2 separate regions of the Homo sapiens genome follow, and region 1 is linked to region 2. A link is an interaction called in ENCODE POLR2A ChIA-PET data of the cell type or tissue named here. Cell type or tissue: PC-3. All regions are shown on one strand. Links, peaks and the distances in the headings refer to the core of each region. The heading gives the core; the rest is flanking DNA.

Region 1 (6,373 bases), core at 962-5,961, 95 kb before region 2:
AGTGAAGGAGAAACAAACACATCTATGGATGAAGGTTGAAGTTTCATGTCTCACAACATACATGATCCCATCTTCGTTTAACTAACACATCTTATGCTTATAAAATTTGGAAGTTCTAGATAAAATGGCATGCAAAATTGCCACCCATGAAGCAAGAAACCTGAATGCCAGAGGATCTTTTTGTTCCGTCTATAAAATATTATAAAATCATTGCCAAATGAAGAGGTGGTCAAAACAGATGAAGTCAAAAATGCAGGAAAAAAGGTATTTAGAAGTGTCAGGTAGTTAATAAAAACATTACGTTATTTTTCTAGATTTGGTGATATTTGTGGTGTTAGTTCATATAAGTTCGTAATTTTTTGTGATTTCTTCTAAGTAAATATTTCATTATATATATAAATAAATAATTCAAAAAACATTTTAATAAGTGAAGGCCAATGAAATTCTGTAGAATTCCTAAACAGTGAACATGACACAGGATTTGGAAAAGGGCATCTTTCAGAGAACCTGGGCCAGAACTGTAACAATTTAATTAGGATATATTTATATATTACTTGCAAAATTAGAGACTTAGGAGAAGGAGTAAAGGGCACTGGCCCACCAGCACGTAAGCAGCTCATCCTGGCCTGAACCACCCCAGAAGCAGGCCTCTGCGCCCCACCCTTTGAGGGACAGGGATGGAGGCAGATGAGCAGAGATGTCTGATGCTTTCTGAGCTGCAGTGAGGTGATACTGCAGACAGTGGTGACAGTCGCTCCCCAGAGGGCAAGCACCACAGGTCCCTGGTATTGAAAAAGAAGGGTCACAAAAAAGACTTCCCTGCCACGCTTGTGGTTTTGGATAAGACACAAAAAATAAACCACCTCTGAGTACAAAGGAAATTCTCTCTCTCTTTCTCTGTGTGTGTGTGTGTGTGTGTGTGCGCGCGTGTGTGTGTGTGTGTGTGTCGAAGTAAACATAAACTTCATGTTTATGAGGACTCAAGAATGATGCCATTAAAACCTCCTCCTGAACAGATAAAGTAAGACTGGCCAGGAACTAATGATCACAGAGGTTAGGTGACAGATACCAGGAGTTCATGACACTATTAATATTTCCTCCCTTCTTGTGATTAAAGAATGTCCAGCACATTAACAAAAAAAATAATCACGGCCAGGCGCGGTGGCTCACGCCTGTAATCCCAGCACTTTGGGAGGCCGAGACGGGCAGATCACGAGGTCAAAGTTCGAGACCAGCCTGACCAACATAGTGAAACCCCGTCTCTACTAAAAATACAAAAATTAGCCGGGCATGGTGGCGTGCACCTGTAATCCCAGCTACTCAGGAGGTTAAGGCAGGAGAATTGCTTGAACCCGGGAGATGGAGGTTGCAATGAGCCAAGATCACGCCACTGCACTCCAGCCTGGGCAACAGAGTGAGACTCTAATTTAAAAAAAAAAAAAAAATCAGGAAAGCTAAATACGTGCTTTACAATGATGACGCATGGTGGCAGTGAAATGAGTTTTCCTATTAAAAAAAATCTTTTTGGTAACACAAAAAGACCTCACTCCCAAGATAATCCATCTCAATCGCATTCTTGACTATCTCAAAGATTTAGTTAGTTTTCAAATATTACATTCTGCCTGCTCGGGTCTAGACCATCACTTAGACTTCTTTCCATGACTATAAGCCTGCAAATATCTTACCTGGAATCGCTCATCAGTCTCATTCTCTCCAATCTGTCTCAGAAGATCCCCACTGGCTTGTCCGATGCTGCCAGCAGCAGTCAAAACTGTCTGTCGAGGCTGTGAACAAACAACACACCTTAATTGGAAAGAAAACGCATTTCCTCCAGTGCCATCAGACATGGAAGTACAGGAAGTAGAATCTCACAGAATTTGCTCCCTTTGTCTGACAGTGAGAATCTCAGGTGGTCTGCCAGATAGAAGACATCCCGGTGAAATCCGTGAAAGGAAACATCCAGTGTCTCACAAACCAGCAATATAGTTGTATGGATTTGAAATGGCCAATTAGTGAGCCTTGTTCATTTGGTAAGAAGGTGATGCATTCTGTGGAAATTAGGGTGCAAACTTCTATTCCCCTTAAATGCGTATTAGTCATGTGTGTTAAGTTCCTGTAGCTGCATCTACTCAAGTACCCTTGAGGGGGAGGCCTTTATACTAAGAGCTCAACCACTCCTGAATGTGGATGAGCTTCTGCACCCAGTTCCACAACTCCAGTTACTCCTGCAGAGAGAAACACACCCCATCAAGACGCAAGGAACAGCTCGGGAAGCAAGAGCCCCATGGTCCCCCAGTGGATGCAGCTGTCCCATCAGAACCTGAGTGATTGCTTGCCTCTGGAGCTTACCTCTCCAGAAGTAGGCTGCACAGCTTTCAGCAAGTCTGACACCGCCCCAGCGAGGGTCCTGGCAGCTCTGAGCAAGTCCTCCCCGCTGCCCACCTCATCATCCATGAGGGCGGCCAATAGCTTCACACCCTTGGACATCTCCGTCAGGTTGGAAGAAATAGTGGTGATCGCACATCCCACAGCTGTGTAGTCAGTGTCTGCAGGGTCACCTGGCACAGAAAAGAACCATCCCCATCAAAGGAGGGCACATGGTTCTGGTGAGAATTTTCAAAACCCCACACTGGCAGGAGTTCCTCACCTACCATCCTGCAGGAGTCAGACACCAAGCTTCACATGAGCACAGTGAGCTGGCCTGCTCCCTGTCTCCGAGGTGACTTCAAAAAGGCCCTTTCACCTGGAGGCCTCATGCACTGAAATACTGAGTACAACCACCTTTAAAAATCCAGAGGATGTCTCGGCATCTCACAGCCCTTTTCATTAGGCCCCTGTCAGCAGCTCAGGGGGTCAACTCTGCTCCTGAAAGGCTGCTGCAGGGTGAAACAAGCAAGTTCCCAGCTCTCCTCTGACAGTGAAAGGCTGGGAGCCACACTGTGCCAGAAGAGACCACTGCTGGACAACATGGGCAAAGGCACATATGACAGGTCTGTTCATTCAAAACCATTTTCCAACTGTAGGTGCCCAGAAGGCAGAAAGTAGCCTCAGTAGACTTTGCAGTATGTCCGGCACACTGACAAGCCGTGAGAAGATCTGAATAGATGCTTTTTAATGAGGATGCATGATACAGGCAAAAAGCAATGAGATGTTCCTTCCCACTCTCCTGGGTCACTGGGAGAAAATGCCTACAGCACTAAAAGTGCCTTAGACTATCCTCTCATAATATAAAGTCTATTGTTTCAATCAACAGATAACTTATTTTTTAAAATTAAAAAAAAAAACACAGCTTTTAAACAAAACCCCAATGCAGCACAAATCTCTCCGGGACTTACCAGCTGTGAGGTTAACAACTGAAGCCGTTCCGGCCGTGATAGCATCAACTTGAGAATGGATTTCGTGTTTGGATTCGTCGACTTTGTTCTGAACCCATACCCTAGATGCCTGCAAAGCCAGACAACGGCACAACACAATCACAGCACAGAATTACCCAGGAGACCGGAGAAGCCCCGCCATAAAATCACACCAGCATTTTGGCTACATTCTTCTTATGAGGCCAGCACCGACAGGGCCCTTAAGTTATCCTAAACAGTATCCTTAACAGGCCTCTTAAGGAGCAAGAGATACTCAATGGCGTGCAAATTCTCCCTTGTGTCTTATGTTAATTATGTTGTTTGTGTTTTTAACTTTTAAGATCTTAGGGAGAAAAATTCCACGTGGCCTTATTTAGAAAAATTCAAGTGAAAAAGAATGAGGAGAGAAAAATCAATGTTTCATCATAATACTGCACATTAGCACTAATAGTTGTTGCTAATTTTCACCTTGCTTTGCAGGGTGCAGGGTGAGAAAGAGGGTGTTTCAACTTAGACATGTTCTCTGTCAATGTAGGAAATGCCTCTTGCTTACAACGTGCATTGTCGTAAAGACAACTAAGGGCCATGCTCATGTAGACGGTAAGACCTTTCCTGGTAAGATGAGGGGATGGGTTGAGATCCCTGTTCTGGATCCAGATCTACCACTAGCAGGTGACAGGACCTCGGGCAAATCATAGGCAGGTCCTGTGCCTTATACTTCTTCTACCATGGAAATTCAATGGTTTTTAAAAACCTTTCCAGCTCTTATACTTTACGTTTATTTGAACCTATAAATAGCAAGTTCTCTATTTTCTGACATTTCAGAACTTACCTAATAAATGATCATTTATCTTGATAATGATGACCCTGCAGTAAGGTGCTCATCTGCTTCCCAAAACATCCCAAAAATACTCATCTATGTTCAGGATGTGACTAGCACTAGAAATAATTTATGGCATTCTAATTCTTTGAAAACTGGTGAAGCAGGAATGTTAAATCTTAAATATTTTAAAACTCTACCAATTATACTGGATATGGGAGTCTGCCATACATGTTTGTACTCTGGAGTTCCCCAAAGCAAATGTTTATTGTTTTTGGGTACCTGGGAGAAATGGCGCTGAGTTTACCAGCAACCTCCACGCACACAACTGTGCAAATGAAAAACTCAGCATTCTGGGAGAACTTGGAGGGCAGTTATCCTGGCAGGACAAGATGAGGCTACAGACTGTATCTTGGTTCTGGCCCCTGTGATGGCACCAGTCAGTCCTACAACAGTGGTTGTCAACCCTGACTGGCCATTAGAATCACCTGGGGAGAATAAAAACCACTGATTCTCAGGCTCCACCCACAGCAACAACGATTTATTTGGTCAGAACTGGTGCTTTGGGCTTTGTTTTTAAAGTTCCTAGGATGATTCTAACGTACAAAGCAGGGTTGAGAATGACAGCGCTAGCCGGTGCTTCTCAAACTTTAATGGTCACCCAAAGAAGCTGGGAACTTGGCTAAAATGCAGATTCTGTTTGAGTAGGCTGGGGAAGGCCCAAGATTCTGCACCTCTTACAAGACCCTAGGAATTGCCAATGCTGCTGGTCCTGGGACCACGATTTGAGCAGTGAGGAGTTGGAAGATTTCATGCAGCAGCAGCTACAGGAAGATCTCTGGGTTAATCACCCTACCTTGCTGAAAAGCTCAGTGGTAGTAAGCCAGTGCTTCTCAAAGCACAGTCCCCAGGCATGCAGTGTTGGCATCACCTGAGATCTTGTTGCAAATGCAAAATCTCAGGCCCTACCCAAGATCCAAAAAAAAAAAAATAGAGGAAGAGTCCAGCAACATTCATTTTAACAGGCCCTTCGGATGATGCTGATGGATGCTACAGCTTGAGAACCACGGGTAGCAATAAAACTAACAAACAGCTAATGCTTACTGAGCTCTTACTATGTGCGAGGGGCTGTGCTAAGAACTCTACAGGTGATTAGATCATTGCATCTTCATAACAACTCTATTTACAGATGACAAAGTGGAGGAATTGAGAAGGCAAGTAGCCCAGATTCACACAGCCAGTACTGGAGCTGGTGTTTGAACCCAGGTCACAGGATCCTAGGGTTCAAGTTCTCAGCCCACCCGTGGTACTGCCAACAGCCAGCAGTACCCTATGATTCTCTCCTCCTATGGGTGCAACTGAGAGGCAAAGACTCAATATCCTGAAAAAATCATGGGTTTCCATTTCACCTAGAGATAGAAATTTACCTAGATGAATCCCGACAGAGTATATAACCCTGCTTTCTGCCAGGGCAGAGACTTGGCATGAAAACCACTGAACAGTATTTACCATATCCTGGCCGAGAGGTGGCAGCGAGTCGAGCTCACTGAGATCATCCTGGGCCTGCTGGACGGCGTGCATGCTTGTGTTGATGGTCCCCATCAGGGCCTGCTGGGCTGAGGTCTGCAAAGGCAAATGAAACAAAGCTGTCATCCCACACGCCTGGGACCGACATGGCCCTTTATGCAAAACAAAGCAAAACAGAACTCTGCACTCAAGACAAAGCAGCCCAGGCTACATCTCAACAAGCGCCTCAACCATCTCCCATTTCAACCTGGAGGCCAGAAATAGATACTGCATTATATTAATAGAACACAAAATGAAGGTGATTGCCACGGAGGGATTATAATCAGAAGTGTGTGAAGAGCTTAATTAGCTGACAAGAAGGCTCAGAAGAGTCCTTGCTGGGGAACTGGGGTGATCCAATCTTTGAGTACTGAGGACCTCCTCACGCACAGGAAACACGTGGGTGTTAAATGAGAATGCTTCCTGATAGACACTTAAGGACTCCATCTAAATCTACGGTCAATGTACTTTTTCAGAGACAAGTGTTGTTCCTGAGCTTTCGAAAAGTTCTCACACAATAGCAAGGGAGTCCCAAGGCCGGCCTGAGAGGCACTGAGCCGGACAGACCAGCACAGTGGAAAGGAATCAATGACTCCCAGCGTGAAACCTCAAAATCACTAAAAACCTGGTCGAC
Region 2 (6,373 bases), core at 641-5,640:
TGATTGTTTCAAAACCTTTTAAAGTATTTTTTTAAGGCTGTGTAACATAGAACAGTCAGTGTGACAAGGGAGGAGGCCCAGGGGGAACGTTCATTTTTGTTTCTTCATCTATCCCTAACGTAACCCCACCACCACCACCATCACAAGCCCACAAACTCTCCAGGCTAGTGCCCGGCCTCTATGCTCCCTTGCACAGCCTCAATGCCTACGGGAATTCTCTACCCAAACAGACCTCCTATTACCCATCTTATCCCTCCTCTGACTTCTGTCCGGCCCCAGCACCACTCCACCCCTAATCCCACAGGCTCTCCTTCGTTTAGAAATAATCTCCTCAAGTTCTCTCCTAGTCCCCCACTCCTGCTGGTCCATCCCATGTACCCTCAGGACTTGCATTCACCAGTTCTGCACAGAAGCCAGATCTCTCCCTTGCACCCCTTATCCAAGTCTACCCCCGACCTCCCTAAGGTCTTTCACAAGCATAGCAAATTCCTCTTATTCAAAAATAAACTCATCACCTCTCCCTTGTCCCCGTGTCTTCCCAACCTGCTTCCCTCCTGTGTCGCTGATCTCAGTAACTTCACAATCCACCCACCTCCCAACACCAGAAACGGAGAGTCATCCTTGACACCAATGTTAACTCCTAAATCACTCTCAAACCTGTGCTTTCCTCCTACTCTACGACACTGCCATCCCATCATCTCCTGCTCAAATTCCTGCAACAGCTTCCCAGCTAGGATCCTCACATCTCTTCTTACGCTCTTCAGTGTACTCTCCACATCCCAGCCAGTGGACTTCTGAAAATTCAAATCTGACTACAGCTCACCACACTTAAATCCTATAATGGATGCCCACTATTCTTAGGGAGAAGTCTAACACCACCCCCACCCCTTATTAGATATTCCAAAATCCATTTATCAACCCTAACTCTCTGTCTTAAACCCTCTGCACCAACGATATAAACATATTTTCCTTTTCCAACAATGCTGCCAACATCCAGCAGACTGCCTGGCACTTTGTAGATGCTCAATAAATGTTTGTTGAATAAATGAATGTCAATTAGAGTCAATTAGATGCAGGGGTGGGGTGGGGGGATGGGGGTAGTAGACCAACTTAATATTTCACAAACTCAAATCTTCAGATACGCCAAAGTATTAAAGATACAACACATGTCCTTCGCAAAAGCCTAACAAAAATGTCAGAGAGAGTCTGCATAAAATAATTGGCAGCTCAAATTCAAGGTCCTTGAGGTTAGACATTAGCAAAGAAGGGAAACACTTGTTCACAGTCAAGCAGGCAGCAGTTACACCACAGCTGGCTGCTGCATGCCACAGCATGACTCAGTTCCACTAATGTGTGGGTGCACTCCCCATGGCATGTGGATGGTGAACTCAGAAAGAGAGGTGTATGTGCATACATACACATACATGGACTTGTGCACACACACACAAAAAAGAGCGGGGAAGTGGGGAAATCGGGCCTTTTCCACACAGGGGTCAAATAAACCCTAAGGAATGAAGACAAAATCACAGCTAAAAACCAAAAGGGCCCCTTCTACAGAAACTCACTTGGTACATGACAGTTTGAAAGGAGGGATCCTTTTGGACGTTTCGTTTATTATTCCTTATATTTTCTCTAAACTCCATTATGATACACCCATTCTGGAGGCTTTGCTAAAGAATAGCAGCCAATATGCTCCCAACTACTGTCATCCACTTTACTTCAGGTATTGCTGCAAATCAAAGGAGAGATGGAGTCAAGAAAGAACAATCCAAAGGCAACAGAATAAAGCTCTTTTAGCTTAAAACCATCAGGGAAATGGAATCAGTAATCTAATTAAGAAGGGAGGTGGTGCGGGTGGGCTAGCATCATCCTTTCAAGCCTCAGAGAGGCCTTGTTGTCAGGATGACAAATAGAAAGCTACCATGACTTCTGTGACCCAAGGCTGCTCTGATGCCTATTAAGCATGAAGAGAGATCTTTTCCCCAGAGGAAAGAGAAAGTCTAATAGGAAGCCAAGGGTGCTTGAAGGGCAGGAGCAAGCCCCACAAGCTCAAAAAGGAAGTAACATCCAAGGGACCCAGGATCACGGGCGAGAAAATTACTGCTGTGAAGAGGCATGAGTGGCCCAACCATATGGAAAACTCATCCGGAGATGAGGAAGGGGCGGAAGACTACAGGCAGCGGTGGTGGTGATGGTGAGGAGGAGGATGATGATGGTGGCAGCGGCGGAGGTGGTGATAGGGACCACACAACAACAGTGGCCCACCGTGGAGCACTTGCTCTGTGCCAAGCCTGCGCTGAGCATCACCTTACAACAAACACTGCGAGGAGGGTGCTATTCACTTCACTCCACACTACACGGCAGATGACACAGCTATAGAAAGACTGACACTACAATCTACACAGCTATTAAAGTGGTAGGAGTCAGGGCTTCAACCCAAGTCTGCCCAATTTCAAAATCAATGGCCTTCTATTTGAAGTATTGTTCCCAGTTACTTGTGAATGACTGTACTTATCCAGATGAAAAAAGGCAGTGTCTGGTGGTTAGGAAGTCAGCCAGCAATACTGGGGTGAAGGAATGCTGTATCGCTGACCTTATACTTGGGTTAGCACAATAAAAGCTTCAGTAATGGATGACCAGGACCATGTTCTGACTCATCATCCTCCATGGGGGAAATCAAATACTATTAGGCCTAGCTGGATTCTATCATCGCTAAACTTTTTTACTGTTAAACCACAGGCATTCCTTTCCTGGTATTATTTACAATAATTTCAACCTAAAAAAAATATCTTTTGGGGCCAGGCGTGGTGGTTCACGCCTGTAATCCCAGCGCTTTGGGAGGCTGAGGTGGGTGGATCGCCTGAGGTCAGGAATTCGAGACCAGCCTGACCAACAGGGGAAACCCTGTCTCTACTAAAAATACAAAAAAAAAAAAAAATTAGCCAAGCATGGTGGTGGGTGCCTATAGTCCCAGCTGCATGGGAGGCTGAGGCAGGAAAATTGCTTGAACCTGGGAGGCGGAGGTTGCAGTGAGCTGAGATTACACCACTGCACTCCAGCCTGGGCGACAGAGTGAGACTCCGTCTCAAAAAACAAAAAAAAAATCTTTTTGAAATGGTAAACACTGTCTTCTTATTAAGTTCTATCAGTCATCACTAGCACTATCGACTAACACTACTTAACTAGTGACACTGGTGTAACACTACTACCTCTAGACAAGTCTATCAAAATGTATCACATGAAATGTATCTAAAGAAGGGAAATTCTGACAGACTGCCCTTCTGCCCCTGATTGTGGTACCAGGCACATCTGAAGAGACATTTCGTGAAGATGGGAAGGGTAGTTCGCTTGCAGCTTGGGGAGGCTGCAGGTCTAAACATCATATATTGATTGCCCAGATCTCTTTGCTGCTACGGTGTCCAACGTGACTTAGATACACCAATGACATGGGCTTATAGGTGACTCTGGTGTTCAACCGAGTCACAAGGAAGAAAAGCAGAGCACACGGTTATCCACAAGAAGCAAGATCTCCCCATGGAGGAGGCGTGTGTTCTGAGCTGGCAGGTCAAGTACCGGATTCTCAATTCAACAGCCTCTCATAGCAGCAGCCACAGCCTAACTTCCCTGGTTCTGGTAGGAAAAGATGGTGCTGGGGATAGGGAGTAGACTGGAAGCTCAGCCCAGAGCCTGTTCCTCCCAAACTGCCAAGGATTCCTGATTCGCTTGCCCATGGATTAAATCGACTCCAGCTTTAATTCCCTAGAGTAGATTCTGTGTCCAATACAGGAAATGTGAATAACAACAAGAAGCTCATCGCTTTTACTAGTTTATTAAATTTGTAAAATGTTACGTATAAAATACTCAGACACAAAGGATAAGGAAACAAACTCAATTTATTTTAATTATATTTTAGTATAATAGCATTTAGGCTAGGATATTTCATATAAACTATAGTATTGCCCAATTTTATAAACTTAAACCTACACTGTAATTCACCTCATTCATAAACATGAGAAAATTTGACCTACTTTCTAATATATTCAGCTCCTTGTCTGCATTAATCTGCAGTGACATTTTAAAAGTTCCTCTAATAATTTCCATTATATGAAAATGCACTTTTCATTTACATCACCTTTGATTTTCTTCCCACAAACAAAATACTGTTTTTTCAACAGTTAGCCTGCAAATGTAGTAAGAAACAAGACATACAAGACAGCTGATACAAAAAGTTCACCTATGATGGGGCTCAGTCTTGGGTTTCTTAATGGGGGAAAGGAGGAGGAGGAGGAGGAGGCGGCGGCAGCGGCAAATAATGAGAAAATTTTGCCCTAGGTCCACACGCTACAGGATGGTAGGCTTGCGTCTGTGTATAATCTATGGAAAATCAGAGAACACAGCTTTGAGAGATTAATATAAATCCCTTATCGCATAATATGAGCTCCATGCTTCCTAATAGTTCCATAATCTCAAATAATTAAAAAAAAAAAAAAAAGAAGACGAAGAGAAGAAATCCACTTTCCACTCCCACGGCCTCCTTCCAACTACACACTGCAACCACCAACACCCTCCTGAACCTGGGCTCCCTCTCTCTTATGAAGCTCTCTTTAATATACTGTTGACAATCGCCCCCCACCCTTTTCTTTTTTTTTTTTTTTTTTTTTTAAGACAAGGTCTCACTTTGTCACCCAGGCTGGAGTGCAGTGACTCAATCATGGCTCACTGCACCATCAAATCTTCTACCTCAGTCTCCCAAGTGGCTGGGACGGGAGGTGCATGTCACTACCCACTACCCCCAGCTAATTTGTGTGTGGTATTTTTTGTTTGTTTTTGTTTTTAAGAAATGGGGTTTCACTTTGTTGCCTAGGATGGTCTCGAACTCCTAGGCTCAAGTAATCCTCCCACCTCAGCTTCCCACAGTGCTGAATTACAGTTGAGAGCCACCATGCCCCGCCTTGACAACCCTTTTGAGCAGCTCCCTCATATGTGCAAGAATTTTCTATGGCTCCCGAATGCCTAGAGCACAGGTTGACAAACTATGGCTCAAAAGCTAAGAATGGTTTTTATAATTTTAAAGGGTTAAGGAAAAAAACCAAATGAATTATATTTCATGATACATAGAAATTATATGACATTCAGATTTCAGTGTCCATAAATCAAGTTTCATTGGAACACAGCCACACCCATTTATGACTTGTCTATGCCTGCTTTCTGTGTGCCAACAGCAGAGTTGAATAGCTGCAACATAGGCAGTAGCCTCAAATATTTGTAGTTGAGTCCTTTGCCAGAAAAGATTGCTAACTTCTGGCCTACATTGCAAAATCCATAGCCTTTGGCCTAGCAATACAGGTCATCAAAATATCTAACAGACCTTCCTATAAACCTTATTTACTGCTACTTGAAGACATAACACAGATTCCACCGAAATGTCCTTCTCTATTTCTCCCAAACGTGACTCCCTTTTCCTTTCTTGCTCCAAAGCTCTGTTCAATCCCAGTAGTCTGTAGACATCCTGCTTTGTCTTTACAAAAGGAGTCACCTCGTATATACATTTAACTTCCATGAGGTTAAAAAAGAATAATGATTTTAAGAGTATCAAGGCTATTCTCCACAAAGCTATTTGTAATTGTAAAAGATGGAAACTACCCAAATGTCCATCAATTCAGCACAGGTTGAATAAGGGAGAACAAATCCACATAATGGAGGAAGAGGCAGATACACAAAGGAGTGAGGACTCTCTCTCTCTCTCTCTCTATGCCACTACAGAAGAAGAATTAGGGGAAATTAAATGAAAAAAGCAGAGCAGAGAAACGTGCATAGAGTATGCCTTGCTTAACTAAGAAGGGAAGGAGATACAAATACAAAAGTATGCACACATTTGCTTACACACATTTTAAAAAAAAACCACTACAACGATAAACCGTAATTTTTTCCATTGTTACCTATGGGGTAGGAGAAAACAGGATGGAGAGAGAACTGGGGTAAAACCAAACGCCTCGGCCGGGCGCGGTGGCTCACGCCTGTAATCCCAGCACTGTGGGAGGCCGAGGCAGGTGGATCATGAAGTCAGGAGATGGAGACCATCCTGGCTAACACGGTGAAACCCCATCTCTACTAAAAATGCAAAAAATTAGCCGGGCGTGGTGGCTGGCGCTTGTAGTCCCAGCTACTTGGGAGGCTGAGGCAGGAGAATGGCATGAACCTGGGAGGCAGAGTTTGCAGTGAGCCAAGATCGCGCCACTGCACTCCAGCCTGGGCAACAGAGCGAGACTCAGTCTCAAAAAATAAATAAATAAAAATAAAAATTTAAAAAAAAAAAAAAAGCAAACACCTCTAGCTATAGACTGAATGTTTCCCCAAAATTCATATGCTGAAA

The links. Peaks named below come from ENCODE experiments on the same cell type or tissue, not always from the same donor. Only the 100,000 strongest peaks of a DNase experiment are listed, where the experiment ranks them.
Region 1: POLR2A ChIA-PET joins it to region 2 with 9 read pairs; 5 of 35 experiments call an interaction of 5 or more read pairs at or near these places.

Annotation. Positions count from the first base shown.
Region 1 is chr15:62,698,177-62,704,549 of GRCh38, reverse strand. TLN2 (talin 2) reads right to left here. Exons shown (of 59, transcript NM_015059.3): 16 at 5,683-5,796; 17 at 3,336-3,444; 18 at 2,350-2,558; 19 at 1,686-1,784. Among named protein-coding and RNA genes, the nearest start is that of MGC15885, 56 kb to the right of the region's middle. RefSeq lists an enhancer at 5,626-5,920. In PC-3, for the core only: no CTCF peak of the experiment used is centred there; no DNase peak of the experiment used is centred there.
Region 2 is chr15:62,602,814-62,609,186 of GRCh38, reverse strand. The region is part of intron 2 of TLN2 (talin 2); the gene reads right to left. Among named protein-coding and RNA genes, the nearest start is that of MGC15885, 39 kb to the left of the region's middle. In PC-3, for the core only: no CTCF peak of the experiment used is centred there; DNase peaks (open chromatin) are centred at 2,606 and 5,236; H3K4me3 peaks cover 289 bases; H3K27ac peaks cover 2,541 bases.